2 separate regions of the Homo sapiens genome follow, and region 2 is linked to region 1. A link is an interaction called in ENCODE POLR2A ChIA-PET data of the cell type or tissue named here. Cell type or tissue: Panc1. All regions are shown on one strand.

What was found. Peaks named below come from ENCODE experiments on the same cell type or tissue, not always from the same donor. Only the 100,000 strongest peaks of a DNase experiment are listed, where the experiment ranks them.
Region 2: POLR2A ChIA-PET joins it to region 1 with 11 read pairs; 2 of 35 experiments call an interaction of 5 or more read pairs at or near these places.

Annotation. Positions count from the first base shown.
Region 1 is chr17:47,953,381-47,961,380 of GRCh38, forward strand. PRR15L (proline rich 15 like) reads right to left here and starts at 4,503. Exons shown (of 2, transcript NM_024320.4): 1 at 4,277-4,503. RefSeq lists enhancers at 3,171-4,116, 4,117-5,062. In Panc1, no CTCF peak of the experiment used is centred here; no DNase peak of the experiment used is centred here.
Region 2 is chr17:47,689,776-47,697,775 of GRCh38, forward strand. TBKBP1 (TBK1 binding protein 1) reads left to right here and starts at 4,386. Exons shown (of 10, transcript NM_001394755.1): 1 at 4,386-4,419; 2 at 6,304-6,562; 3 at 6,936-7,058; 4 at 7,314-7,418. The coding sequence starts at 6,338. RefSeq lists enhancers at 4,141-4,821, 4,822-5,501, 5,502-6,182 and silencers at 4,605-4,734, 4,985-5,044, 5,827-5,986. In Panc1, no CTCF peak of the experiment used is centred here; no DNase peak of the experiment used is centred here; H3K4me3 peaks cover 2,170 bases; H3K27ac peaks cover 716 bases.

The DNA.
Region 1 (8,000 bases):
GGGCGTGGTTCTTCATGCCTATAATCCCGGCACTTTGGGAGGCCAAGGCAGGTGGATCACCTAAGGCCAGGAGTTCAAGACAGGCCTGGCCAACATGGTGAAATCCCGGCTCTACTAAAAATACAAAAATTAGCTGGGCGTAGTGGCACGCACCTGTAATCCCAGCTACTCGGGTGGCTGAGGCAGGAAAACCACTTGAACCCGGGAGGCAGAGGTTGCAGTGAGCTGAGATCATGCCACTGCACTCCGGCCTGGGTGACAGAGTGAGACTATCTCAAAAAAAAAAAAAAAGAAAGAAGAAGAAGAAGAAGAATTAAAGAAAGAATTTAAGGTAGGGCTGAATAAACCCAAGATTCAGGTCAGTGGGGTGACACAATGCTTTTGGAGAGTGTGAGACAAGAAAAGGGTCAAAGTCAAGGTCAAGACAGGGAAGCCACTCGCCAGACAGAGAGGCAGTGGGACAGGCACACACCATTGCCCTGCAGGGTTGTCAGGAGCTTTGAGATAATTCCTGCCAGGCCCCTCAGGGCCACAGGCAGGTGGACAGCTTGCCTGAGTCACACAGCATCCAGGCCTTTGATGCTCTTCCCAAACTTCCCACTATACCACCAGACCCTGCTGCCAGGCATGGGCAGACCATTGACTGGTAGCATAGGGAGGGAAACACCCTGTGCATTTTGCTTGGAATTCATTACAAAATTAAATATAATTAGTGGCATTCCAAGCAATTTGAACTTCCCAGTGGTGACCAGCAGGGCTAAAGTAACTGCTGGGCTGTTCCTAAGGCAGGAGTCAGATCCTCAGGCTGGGAGTGGGAAGTCCTGGGGGCTGTCCTAGCCTCATGACCACTGGCAAGCCACCACCTCTCTGGGCCTCAGTTTCCTCACCCATCCCATCCAGCACTAGCATTTAGCTCTACTGTTAATCCCTGCCCACAGAGGTAACCATGCATTGCAAAGTAAAACTTACGATAATGGGAATAATTACTAAGGGATGGTTCCCTTTCCCCACCAAGCTTCCACAAGGACAGGAGTTGGAAGGGGAGCTAAAAAGGCAGAAAGCAGTTAGAAGGATCCCAGAAGTACAGGGGAGACATGGTCATCACAGGTTGTACCTTGCAGGGTGGGGCTTGGGGCTGAAATCCAGGCTTCTCCACTCACAGGCCATGTGTCCTGCCATGGAGCTGCCTTCCCTGGGGGCTCACCTTTGACTAATTTCCACAAAGGTACTATATGAGCTAGCGGAACTTCTCGGAGAGGAGGTTGCCTGGACATCATTGATTGCTGGGGTATGTAAGATAGAAGCAGATGACAGTCTGCTAGATGAAGGAAGATCAATGACAGAACAGGTAGAGGAACACTGATGACTGGTGAGGTCGGTGGTCTTGTTCTCAGGATGCCTAGCTGCCGGCTGTGAAAGCTCCCAGGAAGGAAGGCGCAGCCAGTGTACACCAGAAAGCTAGAGGGTATCACCTCCTTTTAAAAACTGGAAGTGTTCACTCCATTTTTGAAAAAGACCAGAAAGACACTCCAAATGATGTGCCTTTTTTTTTTCTTTTTTTTTTTTTTGAGACAGAGTCTTGCTTATTGCCCAGGCTGGAGTAAAATGGCATGATCTCGGCTCACCACAACCTCCACCTCCCAGGTTCAAGCGATTCTCCTGCTTCAGCCTCCCGAGGAGCTGGGATTACAGGCATGCGCCACCACGCCCGGCTAATTTTGTATTTTTAGTAGAGACGGGGTTTCTCCATGTTGGTCAGGCTGGTCTCGAACTCCTGACCTCAGGTGATCCACCCACCTCGGCCTCCCAAAGTGCTGGGATTACAGGCATGAGCCACTGTGCCCAGCCCAATAGTGCCTTTCTTTATGTAGGAGTAGAGGATGCTTTCTCTTCTCTAGTTTTCTGATTTCTGGAATTTCCATGATGAGTATAGATTATTTTAGGGGTGGGGGAGCATATCAAATTTAGGAAAGAGGAGAGCACGACGCAGGCCTAGACTTTACGATGAGCTGAATGCCTGCATCCATACCCCTCGTGCTCTGGTCTCCTGCTCCCCACCCCCTCCCTCAGAGCACACAGCCGGTGGATTCCTTCCCACCTCTCTGTCTGGGAAGCAGCTCCCACATTGCCAGCTCTGTCCCTTTAGCTGGGCTCAAGTAGCAAGAGAAGCTGAGGGGAGATCTTGTGCAGCTCCCGCTCAGAAAGTGAAGGAGCAGTGAGAGGGGCTCCATAAATACTTCCAGGGCACCCTGGAGAGGTGAGCACACCTAGGGACAGCCTGAGAGGTTTGTTTTGGCAGCTTGCCCCACCTGGGCTTAGCACAGCCTTGTACAGAACTTAGTGTTCCAGAATGGGTTTCTGGAAGGAGGTGGGGGAGAGCAGAGAAGGAGGAACAGGGCACTTGCTTGGTCTGTGGGTGCCCGAGTCACTGCCTTGTCTGGAATGAGGCCCACAGCCCCACCACTGCCCATTTGGGGCTGCCAAGGAACTTGGGGAATGGAAAAACAGAAGATCCAGCTCCTGAGACTATCATAACCACCAGATTTTCTAGCTCCAGAGAGAAAAGGGCTTCTGCCTGTGCCATTAAAATTCACCTGTTTTAACAGGTATTTCAAGTTGGCAAACCTGGGGCTTAACTCTCCTTGGCATAAAGGGAGCCACAGATCACGAGGAACTTCTCAGCAAACTGTAGAGATGGGAACAGCCCTTGTGCCCTGCCCTGGGGCCTCCACCAAGGCATCAACTCTGGTGCCCTTGCATCCTAGCCTTGTACTCTGGTCTCTCTAGAATACTCTGCCAGAGGCCAGGTGCAGTGGCTCAAACTATAATCCCAGCACTTTGGGAGGCTGAGGCAGGAGGATTGCTTGAGGCCAGGAGTTCAAGACCAGCCTGACCAACATGGGGGAACCCCATCTCTACTAAAAACACAAAAACACAAAAAATTAGGCGGATGTTGTGTCATATGCCTGTAGTCCCAGCTACTCGGGAGGCTGAGGCACGAGAATCCCTTGAACCCAGGAGGCAGAGGTTGCAGTGAGCTGAGATCATGCCACTGCATTCCAGCCTGGGCGACACAGTGAGACTCTTTTCTCAAAAAACAACAACAACAAAAAAAGAGAATACCCTTTTTGCCAGGCCTTCCTGTCTCTTCTGCCCAGGAGGACATGTGGGGACCAGTAAGCAGGTGTTTGCCCCATTAGCAAGCCTGACTTATGGAAATCTGAGTTTGCAAAATGGAAAAATTAGCCGACTATTCTTTGTTTTACAAAATAACCCAGCTGTAGGATCTGTAAATAGTCATCATAAAAGATAGTGTAAAATCTGATTTGCTTTAAAAACAAGCAAACAAAAAAGGTGATGTGATATCCAAACTTCCCAGTTTCTCAAAGTTGCAAAGAACAAGATATCTACAACCGCCTGCCTGTGCCTCACCACAGAGGGCTGAAAGGGGTTGGGGGAGTGGGGGCAGGTGCTTGGGACTTCAAACAGACCCAGCATTTAGTGACACATGGTGGGCCCTGCAGTTAGCTCGTGCAGGTTCCTGAGCTGGCCGAGCTAAGGGCTGGGCCCTTGCCCTGGGGCCTTGCAATCCAGGGATGATGGAAATCAGCCCCTGAGGATGCCAGCTTCACCTCTGCTGTTTGCACAGCTTTGGGGCCATGAAAGGCCTCATGGGACAGCCTGCCACCCCCTGTCTTTGGTGGCCAGCGCTATAGCATGCACATGGGTGTCCCAGGAGAGGCCCCTCCATACCAGCTGGGTTCTGTGAGCTGCTCTGAAGGGCTTTGCCCAGACTGAGCCAGGCCCCTCCTGAGCTGGGTCAAGTTAACCATTGACTGGGGCAGAGGTGGAGGGGCAGGGGGACAGATAGGGGAAGCAAGTCAGCTAATATGTTGTAAGACAAAACCCCAGAACTCCCTCCCCCATCCCTCTGCAGGGCCCCAATGGCACTTAGGGGGCCTGCAGGATGAGACAGGGGTACCCTGGATAGGAATGGGGAGATGTTCCTACCAGACAGCTGGAAAAATGCTCCAGACTGGGGGGTCAGAAGGGTGGGCTCCAGTTCAGCAAGGGTTAACAGAAAACTACTCAGCAGGAGCTCTGTTGGAGGCCTGGATTGACTCCAAGAGGCCAGTGGGATGAGTCTTGAGTGGAGACCAGGTTAGAGGCCTGGGTTCCTCTTTCCTGCTGGGCTTGTCAGCCCTGGAGGCAGAACCAGGTGCTCTGACTGGGGTCTATGCCTTGGTTTCCCCACCCACCAGCCCTCTGCCTGTACCTGTAATCCCGACTGCTCCAGGCTGGAGGTGAGACCTTTCCTAGAGAAGCAGTTGAGTGTAGGAGCTGCCTGGGAGGGTGAGACTCGGGAAGCAAGTGGTGCCTCCGGGCTGCTGTATCAGGCAAGGCTCAGCCAGGAGAGGTGGGTAGGAGCAGCTGCACGTCAGGTGCAAGAGAAACAGGTGCAAGAGCTGTTACCTGCTCTGCTGCAGCTCCTGGAGTCAAGGTGAACCTGAAACCCAGCCCCTCCCGGCTAAGTAAACAGAAGCAGAGGCCGGCTCAAGCTGATGAATATTCATCATGCCAGAAATCCAATCCCAGCGCCCCTGCATCCACCCAGAAGCCAGGGTTCTCCAGGGACCGCCACGCAGGAGGAGGGAATCCCAAGGGAGATCTGGGGTCAGGGAGCACAGGAGGCTCTCGCTCAGTTTCCCCACTCTTGGGTGTCTGGTTGCACTTCCCAGCTATAGCCAGGGTCACCCCACCCATTTCATCTTCTGAGGAGGCGCAGACCCCTCTCCAGCATGGACCACCACCTGGATGTTGCCCAGGGCACAACCAGGAAAGAGTTAAGGGCTGCTGCTTCCATTGGCAGGCTGGGTAGGACGGGGTGCACCCCAGCTTCCTTTGAACTCCCTGAGTCGAAACCAGTCCCGGTTAAACTGGTTGGCAGACCGGTTCCCAGGCTGTCCCTCCCCTGCCTCAAGCCTCAAAGTGGGGACTGGGTTGGGGGCTGTGGCTTCCTCCTGACCTGAAGAGCCCCTCTTCAAAAATCTCCCTAGGGAGAAAAAAAAAAAGGGCACAGCCTCTCCTCGGGCCAGGCTCTCCAGACCCACCACAACCTCAAACATTGTCATCCCTCTCCCACTTTGCTTGGAGGTGGGCTTCAAGGCCCTTGAGATCTTATGCAGAATTCCGTGTTTGTGGGCAGAGGGGCATTGCTTTTTCTGCATAGATTATACTTTTATCAGACTCTCAAAGAGACCTGTGCCAGTGTCCCCACTAGCAAAGTGCCACTGGCTTCAACTCCTCCCAGATGTCCAGCAGTCTATTGAAAGGGCCTTCCTGGGTATTATAAAGTTGGCAAAACCTGGAGCAAGTTCTCAAGGAAAGGAGAGATGGGTCCCTAGTGAGTCTGGAAGAGAAGGAAGGGCAAGAAGGCAGGGGATGGGCACACGGTTGGGGACAGGGGTAGAGTGTGTGTGCACAGGGGCCTTCGTCCTCACCGATCTGCAGTCTCATTGCCCCTGCAAACCCACCATTGGCCAAGCTGTGTGCAGCGCTCAGCCAGGGCTGCTCTTGCAGATGGCTCCGTGTCTGGGGAGCGTTGTTTTGCAGCCACCCGGAGGTGGCCTGTCCTATTTGCGCTTGCATTCTCTCTCCCCTCGGATGGGCATCGCTGGAGAGTGGAAAACATCTGCTACATACTCAGTGTCTCTGCCACTTCCTGGGCCCAGTGCTACCAGCTTAGGTGCCCAATCCACCCACCAGCTACCTTCCTCCATGGACCAGGTGTGCGTGTCAGGCAAAGGGTGAGGCACGGGGTAGAGAAAAGGCATAAAATCCCCCCTTTCCCTGGCTCTCCCTCTAAGTTACATTTGAAATCCCAGCTCACCAACTCTTAAAGCTGTCCCCCATTTCCAATCCTGCTTCTACTCGCTCCAGCTTCTGATGGCCTCTTGGGTTTGTATTCTCCTCCATCTGAAATAGCCCCCCTTCCCTTAAAATGTCCTTGGGTGGACAGTCCTCCAAAGCCTCCCCACAGCCCACAGCAGAACCCGCTTGGCCTGGCTCTCCTAGGATGGGGCCTCTGCAGCCTCCTCTCATGCACACCCACCCCTGCCAACTCTCCCTGAACACTAGGCTCTTCTCTGCCTGCCTTTGTAGGCATGAGGCTGCCTTAGAAGGGTGAGATTAGGAGTGCTGGCTGTGCTCTTGGGTAACAATGTCCCCCCCATCACCTGTGCGACCCAAGAGAAACTTCTTTTCATCCCTCAGAACCTGAATTAATGATCACACCTCCCACCCCGCCAGGAGTTTTCTTGTTTCCCCTTCTGTGTTCCCATAGAACCTGCTCATATACTTCTATTTAACATGATATATATACCATGATTGGTTTCCACTTACAGACTTTTAGCTCTTAGAGCCCAGAATTATGTATCACTGATCCAGACCAGACATACAGTAGGTACTTATGCAAGCTCGAAAACACAAATGAGAAACAGAAACATTGTTTTTACCCAAAGAAACTGTTAATGTAGCCAATTGCTTTGTCCCACTCTCCCTGGGGCAGGTAAATGTGCAAGAAAACCCATTTATTTGCCTTCTTGTGGTTCCAGCCACAGCTGGCTTGCTGTCATGCTATCATCTCCCTGGGGGGTGATTTGAATTGAAGGATATAATTTTGTAAGGTCCCCTACCTCTAGTGCAAAGTACACACAGCTGTCCCAGAAAGGTGCCCACAGCCTCCTAGATCTGTCACTTTCTATAAAAGCCTCGTCTACTCAGAGTGGATATCTGGTTCAGAAGACAAAAACTCCTTCCAGCTCAGGTGTTGGGAAGAGACCAGAAGGCTAGTGGGATGGGCTTTGGTCTGGGGGATGGTAACTCAGAGTCAGTTCCCCGTTCCCCATCCATAGAAGGAAGGGCTTGCCCTGGAGGTACTAATTCCCCATGCCTCGGAGATCCAGCCTCTCTGATGTCTGAGCCCAGGGGAGCAGATTCCTGTTCTCTTGGCTCCACACTGGAGAAGGAGCCCCCATAAGTGCCGTGGCAGGCCTACCTGTGGCTCTCCCTTCCCAAGTGCCACCAGTCCCAGGTGCAGGTGTGAGGACCTAGCGCATTACCAGGGAGGGGCCAGCCTGGGAAGTCAGGCACAACCCCTGGCCTTCAGGGCATTTATTTCTGGGAGGAGCAGGGCTGGGAGGAAAGTTTGAGATAAGGCTGTGAGCTACGAATATAACTCCTCACGTACAGGCCACTTTATTGCTTTATAAAAATTTTCACCTTTGGCCAGGCACAGTGGCTCACACCTGTAATCCCAGCACTTTGGGAGACTGAGGCAGGCAGATCACCTGAGGTCGGAAGTTTGAGACCAGTCTGTCCAACATGGAGAAACCCCATCTCTACTAAAAATACAAAATTAGCTAGGCATTTTGATGCATGCCTGTAATCCCAGCTACTTGGGAGGCTGAGGCAGGAGAATCACTTGAACCTGGGAGGCGGAGGTTGCAGTGAGGCGAGACTGCACCATTGCACTCCAGCCTGGGCAACAAGAGTGAAACTCTGTCTAAAAAAAAAAAAAAATCACCTTTAAGCACACCTTTCTAAAACTAGGTTTAAGTGTAACATGCTATATACATGCAGTGTGCACGTCTCAAGAAATGTGTTCTTGTTGAGTAAAGCAAGTTAAATTCACCTAAGGGAGCCCCAAGGACCTTGGTGCCCTTTTGGGGTACACAGCCATGGGGCCCCATTGCATTACAAATCTAATCAGCCTGGCATATCCATCCCATTTTACAGATCTCTGCCCAGCAAGTAGATCTAGGCTTCAGGGACATTTCTTCCCTAAAACACGGAGAAGAGAGGTGCTGCCATTCTCCTCAGCTCTCCCCATTCTCTGGAAGGCCAGGAGATTGGAGATCCTGGGGGTGTCCAGCCTGGTCGAGGTGACAGGTGGGGCAAGACCAAAGATCAGTCTCTGGTGGGCTACACCAGGTGCAGTG
Region 2 (8,000 bases), 260 kb before region 1:
GAGGCTGAGGTGGGGGATCACCTGAGGTTGGGAGTTTGAGACCAGCCTGACCAACATGGAGAAACCCCATCTCTACTAAAAATACAAAATTAGCCAGGCATGGTGGCACATGCCTGTAATCCCAGCTACTCGGGAGACTGAGGCAGGAGAATTGCTTGAACCCGGGAGGTGGAGGCTGCGGTGAGCCGCGATGGTGCCATTGCACTCCAGCCAGGGCAACAAGAGTGAAACTCCGTCTCAAAAAAAAAAAAAAAAAAAACCACTCTATTCCTTCCCAAACCCTACTAATTCAATTAGGGGCTCTGCATTACCTCCACAGGAATTTGGGGACGTGGTGAAGGAATGTCTTTCTACCACTGCCCTACCCTCCCATCTGATGGAACACCTGCAGCTGCAGTTGGAGTCCCAGGATGCTTGCATGGTGAATGGCCCACTTTCTAGGGTCTGGAACTGGAGGGCGAAGGTGGCACCTAGATCCTGCAGTCACATGGGGCTAATCAATTTTCCTGCCCGCCAGGGTTCCATTTGAGTCATCTGGGTTTTATTTTGATTCAGCCTCTTTAACTGGCTGCTAATGTCACCTCCTCCTACTCTTTTCAGGCAATAATGGGACAGGAAAGACAGCCTCCAGAGCAAGAGTCATGGGAGTGGGAGAGTCTCCCTGGTGGTTTCCAAGGAGGAAACACTGGCAGGGCCTGGCTCTGGGGGCCTGCATTTGCACTGTCTCTCCTACCTTAACGATTGGAGGTGGGTCCTCTGTTATCACACCTGTGAAGGCCATTTAGAAATGTTTTACAACTCATGCCTGACCACTGTCCACCACTTTCCCCACTGTCCTCCCACTGTGGCTCCTATCCCCTTCACCATCTCCCCTATTATTGTCTCCACCATGATGAGCCCTGCCAATACCAGGGGCTCTTAAAAGGGATTCAGACCAGCTGGGCATGGTGTCTCACGCCTGTAATCCCAGCACTTTGGAATGCCGAGGCAGGCGGATCACGAGGTCAGGAGATCGAGACCCCATCTCTACTAAAAATACAAAAAATTAGCTGGGCGTGGTGGCGGGCGCCTGTAGTTCCAGCTACTCAGGAGGCTGAGGCAGGAGAATGGCATGAACCTGGGAGGCGGAGCTTGCAGTGAGCGGAGACCACGCCACTGCACTCCAGCCTGGGTGACAGAGCGAGACTCCGTCTCATAAAAAAATAAAAATAAAAATAAAAAGGGTATTCAGACCAATGTTCAGCTTTCTCAGATGAGGAAACAGGCCTAGAAAAGTGAAGTAGTCTTAAGTCACACTGCCTCATTTATTTATTCATTCAACAAAGAACATACTTTCTTACTCTTTTAAGATTTAGCTTAGCCAGGTGCGGTGGCTCATGCCTGTAATCACAGCACTTTGGGAGGCCGAGGCAGGTGGATGGCTTGAACCCAGGATTTTGAGAGCAGCCTGGGCTACATGGTGAAACCTTGTCTCTACAAAAAATACAAAAATTAGCCGGGCGTGTGGCATACGCCTGTAGTCCCAGCTGAGGCGCAAGCCACCACGCCTGGAGACTGAGGTGGGAGGATCACCTTAGCCCAGGAGGGCGAAGCTGCAGTGAGCCAAAATTGCACCACTGCACTCCAGCCTGGGCGCCAGAGAAAGACCCTGTCTTTTAAAAAAAAAAAATTGTAAGAGCTCATCAAGGAGACCTTCTCTGAATACTGTGAAGCAGATCCCATCCTCCCATTCTTCTCTAGTACTGCCCCTTGGTGTTTCTTTTTATCCTTTATCACAATTTCCTTCCTTCCTTCTTTCCTTCTTTCTTTTTTTTGAGACGGAGTTTCGCTCTTGTCACCCAGGCTGGAGTGCAATGGGGTCACCTCGGTTCACTGCAACCTCTACCTCCTGGGTTCAAGCAATTCTTCTGCCTCAGCCTCCCGAGTAGCTGGGATTACAGGGACCCACCGTCATGCCTGGCTAATTTTTGCATGTTTAGTAGAGACGGGTTTCACCATGTTGGTCAGGCTGGTCTCAAAGTCCTGACCTCAGGTGATCTGCCTGCCTCAGCCCCACAAAGTGCTGGGATTACAGGCATGAGCCACTGTGCCTGGTCCTTTATCACAATTTCTAGTGGTTTTACTTATTCATCTTTTTATTTTTCTGACTTCTCTACCATACTGCAAGCTCTAAGAGAGCAAGAGACATGTATACCTGTCAGAGACATGTTCAGCACTGTATTCTCAGCACCCAGCACATAATAGATGTTCAAGAAATCTTTGCCGAATAAATATACAACGAGCAGGTACCAACCCTCAGGGCACCTTAGAATACAAGGATGGATGGGATATAATCTCTGCTCTCAGAACTGCCTGGTATGAGCAGCAGAACTAGAAATGGAGAATGCAATGAGATCAGGTCCAGATTGGGGGAGGGGGAGGATTTTAGGGCACCTAAACCAGGCCTAATGGACTTTTGCCACCAACCACCTAGAACCAAGGATAGAAGCATTTGGCTGCACCCTGCCAGGTGACTCAATTAGGCCCTGAGCATCCAAGCAGCAGCAGGGGGCTGATGACTCATCCCAGACAGTGTGTGCTTAGAGGGTCCTGGGACCCCTTTTTCCAGTGAGGGAGGGCTTGCCAGTTGGTCTTATGGGTCCTGTTTGTGGCCAAGTCCAAGGTCACCGAGGGTCCCAGAGACAACCCTACACCTCCTAGTCTAGCCTCCAATCTTTTGCCTGGTCCCTTGCTTCAGAAGAGATCTTGGGGAGTACTAGGGAAAGGAACATCTGCCTAGCCCTTGGGATTAGTGGGGTGACAGATGTCCCCACTGGTTTGCCTTCATATCTAGAGGGTAGATAGGTCATCCCACATGGTTCAGAGAAAGCTAGTGCCTCAGAGAACAAGTGGCTGACCTGCCTTCCTGTTCTGGACTACAAACGGGAGCCAGTGCTGGCAGGAAAGACTGAAAGGGAACCCAGCAGGAGGAGGAGGAAGGAAGCCACTGAGAATCCCCCCTTCTATGAAGAGAATGAGTCTAGAGCTCTGGCTGGCTCTCCTGGTAGAAGCTCACCTCTCAGTCCAATTTTCTCCCAGCAGTGAGGAAAGATGGCAGCTGCTGCTTTTCAAAGCTCAGAGAGAGCAAGAAACCTTTTCCTTCCATCCTCCCCCTCGGAGATTCCCACCCCCATCCCACCTCAGGAGCCAAAAAGGTAGGCTCAGGTTCCCAGCAGTCTTCGCAGCTAAGGCTGAATCTGCCAAAAGCCCCCGCCCAGCTTATCCCCTGCTTCCGGGCTTTGCCTCCCTGTCCACAGAGGATGCTCTTCAGCCAGAGTGCTCCAGGGTTCCCCTGATCATTCTCTACCTGCAGCTAGGCTGACCATGCCTCTGTCCACATTATTTAATCCACCAGGCAATACTCAAAATGACATCGTTAACACTTCCTGAGCATTCGCAGGCTGCTGTATTTAGTTCTGATCCCCATTCTTCCTCCATGAGAGTGCTTAGGTGGGGCATGATCTCCAGCTTAGAAAGGTTAAGGTAACTTGCCCAAGGTCACACAGCAGGAAAGTAGCAAAAAACTTGTTTCTCTTGCCCAGCAGTTTGGCAGGTGCTCAAATAATCTTTGTGCACAGGGTGACATCTGTTGTTTCTTCATTTCCCTGACCTGTGGGTACTTGAGGGTGGCCGGGGAGTGGTGTGTGGGGAGGGAGATGGCTGTCCTTCTTCATGAATGAATCTTTGACCTCCTTAGTTTACTCTCACTTCCAAAGAAGTTACAGCTTTAATCTCTCTGTACCCTATGTTCAATGTATTTATCGCAGCAATGCCCCTTTTACCAAGAGCAACGAAGAGCAGGTCTAATGATTTCCTTCTCAAAAGCGCAAAGACCAAAAAAAAAAAAAAAAAGCCAGATAAATAGCCCCACTTCCTCCCCAAATATACAGCCCATAACTAAACAACCAAAACAACCAAAGCATCAGCCGGGCCCCTGCACTGACCGCAGACGCCCCCAACACACGCCACCACGCCACACTGCGCCGGGAGGCGTCGGGGAGGGGGCGCCAGCGCGGGCCGCTGGCGCCGCAGGGAGCCGGTGGGCTCCGGGCGCGCTGCCAGGAAGGGCCGCACCGTAGGGGCCGCCGCCTCTCGCCACGTGGTGGTGGCAGCGGCGGGGTCCGGGGCGCCTTCCCAGCTGGAGAAACCCGGAGCAGCCGGGGAGGAGGAGGCGGAGGAGGCGGCGGCGGCGGAGGAGGAGCGGGGCGGACGGGAGGGAGGGGGTTGGGGGGAGGGGTGGGGGGTGGGGAGAGACCCGGCGGCGGCGACAGGGCGAGGAGCAGAGCGCGGTACCAGGGGGGTGGGGGCACTGGTGCCCGTTTGGGGAGGGAGCAGGCGGAGGGGGTAAGCTGCGATTACAAGCAGGAACCGGCAGCAGCTGTGAGTCCCCGGCTGGGGCTAGGGCTGGGGGAGGGGAGCGGCGCCCGGGCTGGGCCCCAGGGGTCGCGGGGTGGGCAGGAGGAGGCGGCAGGAGGGCGGCTGGCAGCCGCACGGGATGGCTGGGAGGGAAGGGGTCCGGTGTCGGCCGCCCTCATCCCCTCGCGTCCCCCTCCGCCGCCGTTCCTCAGGCCGCGCCACTCCCGGAGCCCCTTCCCCGGCCCCGAGAGGGTGTCCGGGGGCCCAGGGCTCGGCCGGTTGTGGGGGAGGGGGCTGCGTGGTCTCGGCCCCCGAGAGGGGAGGGGCGACAATTTCTGTCGGCCGAGCGAAAGGGGTTTAAAGGGCGGCTCTTAAAGGGGCCGCAGGAGGGGCCCGGGCCGACAGAGGCACTCACCCCTTCCCCAGCCGCCTTCCATTGCGCTCACCCGGGCGCTGGGCCCAGAGAGGAATGCGGAGGAAGGAGGCATTTGTGGTGCGGCCTCGGGGACAGAGCCCCGCCAGCGGGGTGGGCGCAGAGGGGCGGGCGGGGGTCTGGGGGGGTGTGGTAAGCGCTGGCGCGCGGAGCTGGGGGGAGGGGATGGCGTGGGAAGGAGAGGGTTAAAGGTGGGGCCGGCCCTACAAACGCGCGCACACACTCCTTACTCAGACCCAGTCACTCGCGTTTCCCTGGCACTTAGATGGGCCTGTGGGTGGCGGAGGGGGGGGGGTGGATTGAATTGGAGCCTGCGCCGGAGCCCTTTGCACCCCAAGCTCCTGCAGCCCGACCTGGGGGCCCCGCTGTCTGAACTCACAGCTCCCTGCCGAGCCCCCTCTCCGGGGTGCACATAACGCTCCAGCGCGCGCACACACCTCGGACAGTCCCCTCGCGTCTCACGTGACACGCGGCCCGGACGTGCCACCCTGCCCACGCGCTCACGCACGCGTGCACACACCAGCCTCCTGGTCGCTGCCCCACTCCGTCCCGACGCCCCTGCGACCCCGAAGGCACTCATTGACTGACACACCTACACTCATTCACAGACGCACACTCCCCCCATACGCCAACCCCAGACACACATTCATAACCAGGCCCGAGAGAAGTACACACGCACCCCCTCACTGCCTACTCCTGCTTTCGGGAGCCTGAGTCATTCCTGCCCCCTCGTAGGGTTCCCCATTTCCCGGTGCGCGGGCACCCTGAGACAGCCTTGGGAATTCGTTCGCGTCCCCTTCCACCTGGGTCCCCTTCCCCAGTTTGCGCCCCGTAACACTCAGCCAAGGACTTCCTGTGGGTCCCAGGTCAGGGGCCAAGGGGTCCTGGACCGCTGCCACAGCCCCGGTGCGCCCGGGGGAGGCGCTTCCTTTTCCTGAACTCTGGGATCCTGCGGGAGGAAGTGGGGAAGTTGGGCGGGGGTGCAGCCGAGGGCGTGCCGACTGTGGAGGGGCCGACCCTCGCGCAGCTCTGGGCCTTCCTTGGGGAGGAGCTGGGGTGCCAGAGGCCCAGGCTGAGGAGCTTGGCGGCGAGGTATTTGGGGAAGTAAGGCCTGGGGTGGAGAAGCGCGGAGGAATGGGCCGGGCCCGGCTGGGAAGGCAGCCCTCTCCCATCCACAGGTCTCCCTGGGTTCTGGCAGGAGCCTGCCCCTGCTGCCGGCCTGGCTTACTTGTCCCTACTTGTCAACACCCTGGCAGCGGGGTCTTCACCTGGTTCCAGCCCCTTTTCCCCAAGGCGGCAGAGAGGATGGGGCTGAGGAGTCTGGGAAGGGGCCATGGGAGTCCCTGCTGAGCTCGGGGCAGGAAGTTTCTGGGTTGCATCTTAGCCGGCCCCAGGGAGTGCAGAGCCAGGGAGAGGGGTACCAGGGACAAACCCTAGACAGACGGCCCTGTCCACGGTTGCTCCTGCTCTCCTAGGAGGCCCCGTGTGGGCCGCGGCCCGGCCCTCACCATGGAGTCCATGTTCGAGGACGACATCAGCATCCTGACGCAGGAGGCCCTGGGGCCTAGTGAGGTGTGGCTGGACAGTCCCGGAGACCCCTCGCTTGGGGGCGACATGTGCTCCGCCTCCCACTTTGCCCTCATCACTGCTTACGGAGACATCAAGGAACGGCTGGGGGGCCTGGAGAGGGAGAACGCCACCCTCCGACGCCGCCTCAAAGTCTACGAGATCAAGGTCAGAACTTGGAGAGGAGGGCGCCTGATAGAGTGTATGGGATGGGGAGGGGGACTGGGAATCTGGTAGATACCAGGGATCCAAAAGAGGGGTCACTGTGCAGACTCTTGGGAACTTGAGGGTCTCCCATGAGAGACGTGGCTGTTCCGGATGCGAACTGTCTCCTGTTGGCTTCAGAAGGGCTGGATCTGGGATCTAAAACAGATCCGGTGGGTGGGAGATGGCTACAGACCCATGGGAATTGGGATCCCACTAGCCAAGGAGAAGGAGGGTCAAAGGTCTGAGGCAGGTTGTGGGTTGGGGGCACAGCCAGGCTGAGGCCTGGGCTGGGCACCCGGGAATCCACTCTCCTGAAGCTCCACCCCACCTGCAGTACCCACTGATCAGTGACTTTGGAGAGGAGCATGGCTTTTCTCTGTATGAAATCAAGGATGGCTCCCTGCTGGAGGTGGAGAAGGTCAGCCTGCAGCAACGGCTCAACCAGTTCCAGCATGAGGTGAGCCTACCAGGCTGGGCGCACCCCCTGAGCATCTTGCTCCAGTCTGTTTCTGATACCCTTCCCTCCACACCCCCCAGCATCTGGCCTCTGCCCTTTGATTAGAGATGGCCAGGTCCTCCCTAAGCCCAGCTGCAGCTCCTCCTGCCCCTCCATAGGGTGCTGGGAGTGGGGGTGGGGAGGTGCAGGGAGCTCTCCAACTCCAAGTCCAGTGTGGGACTGACCCTGTGGTGGGGCCCTCTGGGCCTCATCCAGTTACAGAAGAACAAGGAGCAGGAAGAACAGCTTGGAGAGATGATCCAGGCCTACGAGAAACTCTGCGTGGAGAAGAGTGACTTGGAGACAGAGCTGAGGGAGATGGTGAGGCCTGGGGAGCCGGAGGTGCTTGAGGATGTGTAGCTGGTTGTGTGTGTGCATGTGTGCATTTAGTTCTGTGTGTGAGGATTCCAGCCTGTGACAGTGCAGTCCCATGTGTCACACATCACTTGTTTGTGCCCTGCTTGTGTTCATGTGTATCTGTGAGTGCCCGCCCATTTGCCCTTGTGAGGGAGACTGCATGTGTTATCCATGTTGCGGTGTCTGTGTGCATCCTGGCCATGCAGTGGCCCCGTGGGAACCTCTGTCTCTGTGTGTATGCCTGGCTGTCACGCTGGGGTGACCCTGTGCCTGTGAGCACTGCCCTGGCTCTCACGCTGGGGTGACCCTGTGCCTGTGAGCACTGCCCTTGGGAGGCTGTGAGGGTGAGGGCAGAGGTGACCAGGAGTGTGTGACTGCTAGGATGGGCCTGTGCTTGGGTGTGCTTCCGAGTCAGGGTATGGCTGTGCCGGTGAGCAGGTCAAAATCAAGAGACAGGCCAGGTATGGTGGCTCACGCCTATAATCTCAGCACTTTGGGAGGTTAAGGAGTTTGAGACCAGCCTGGGCAACATAGTGAAACCCCATC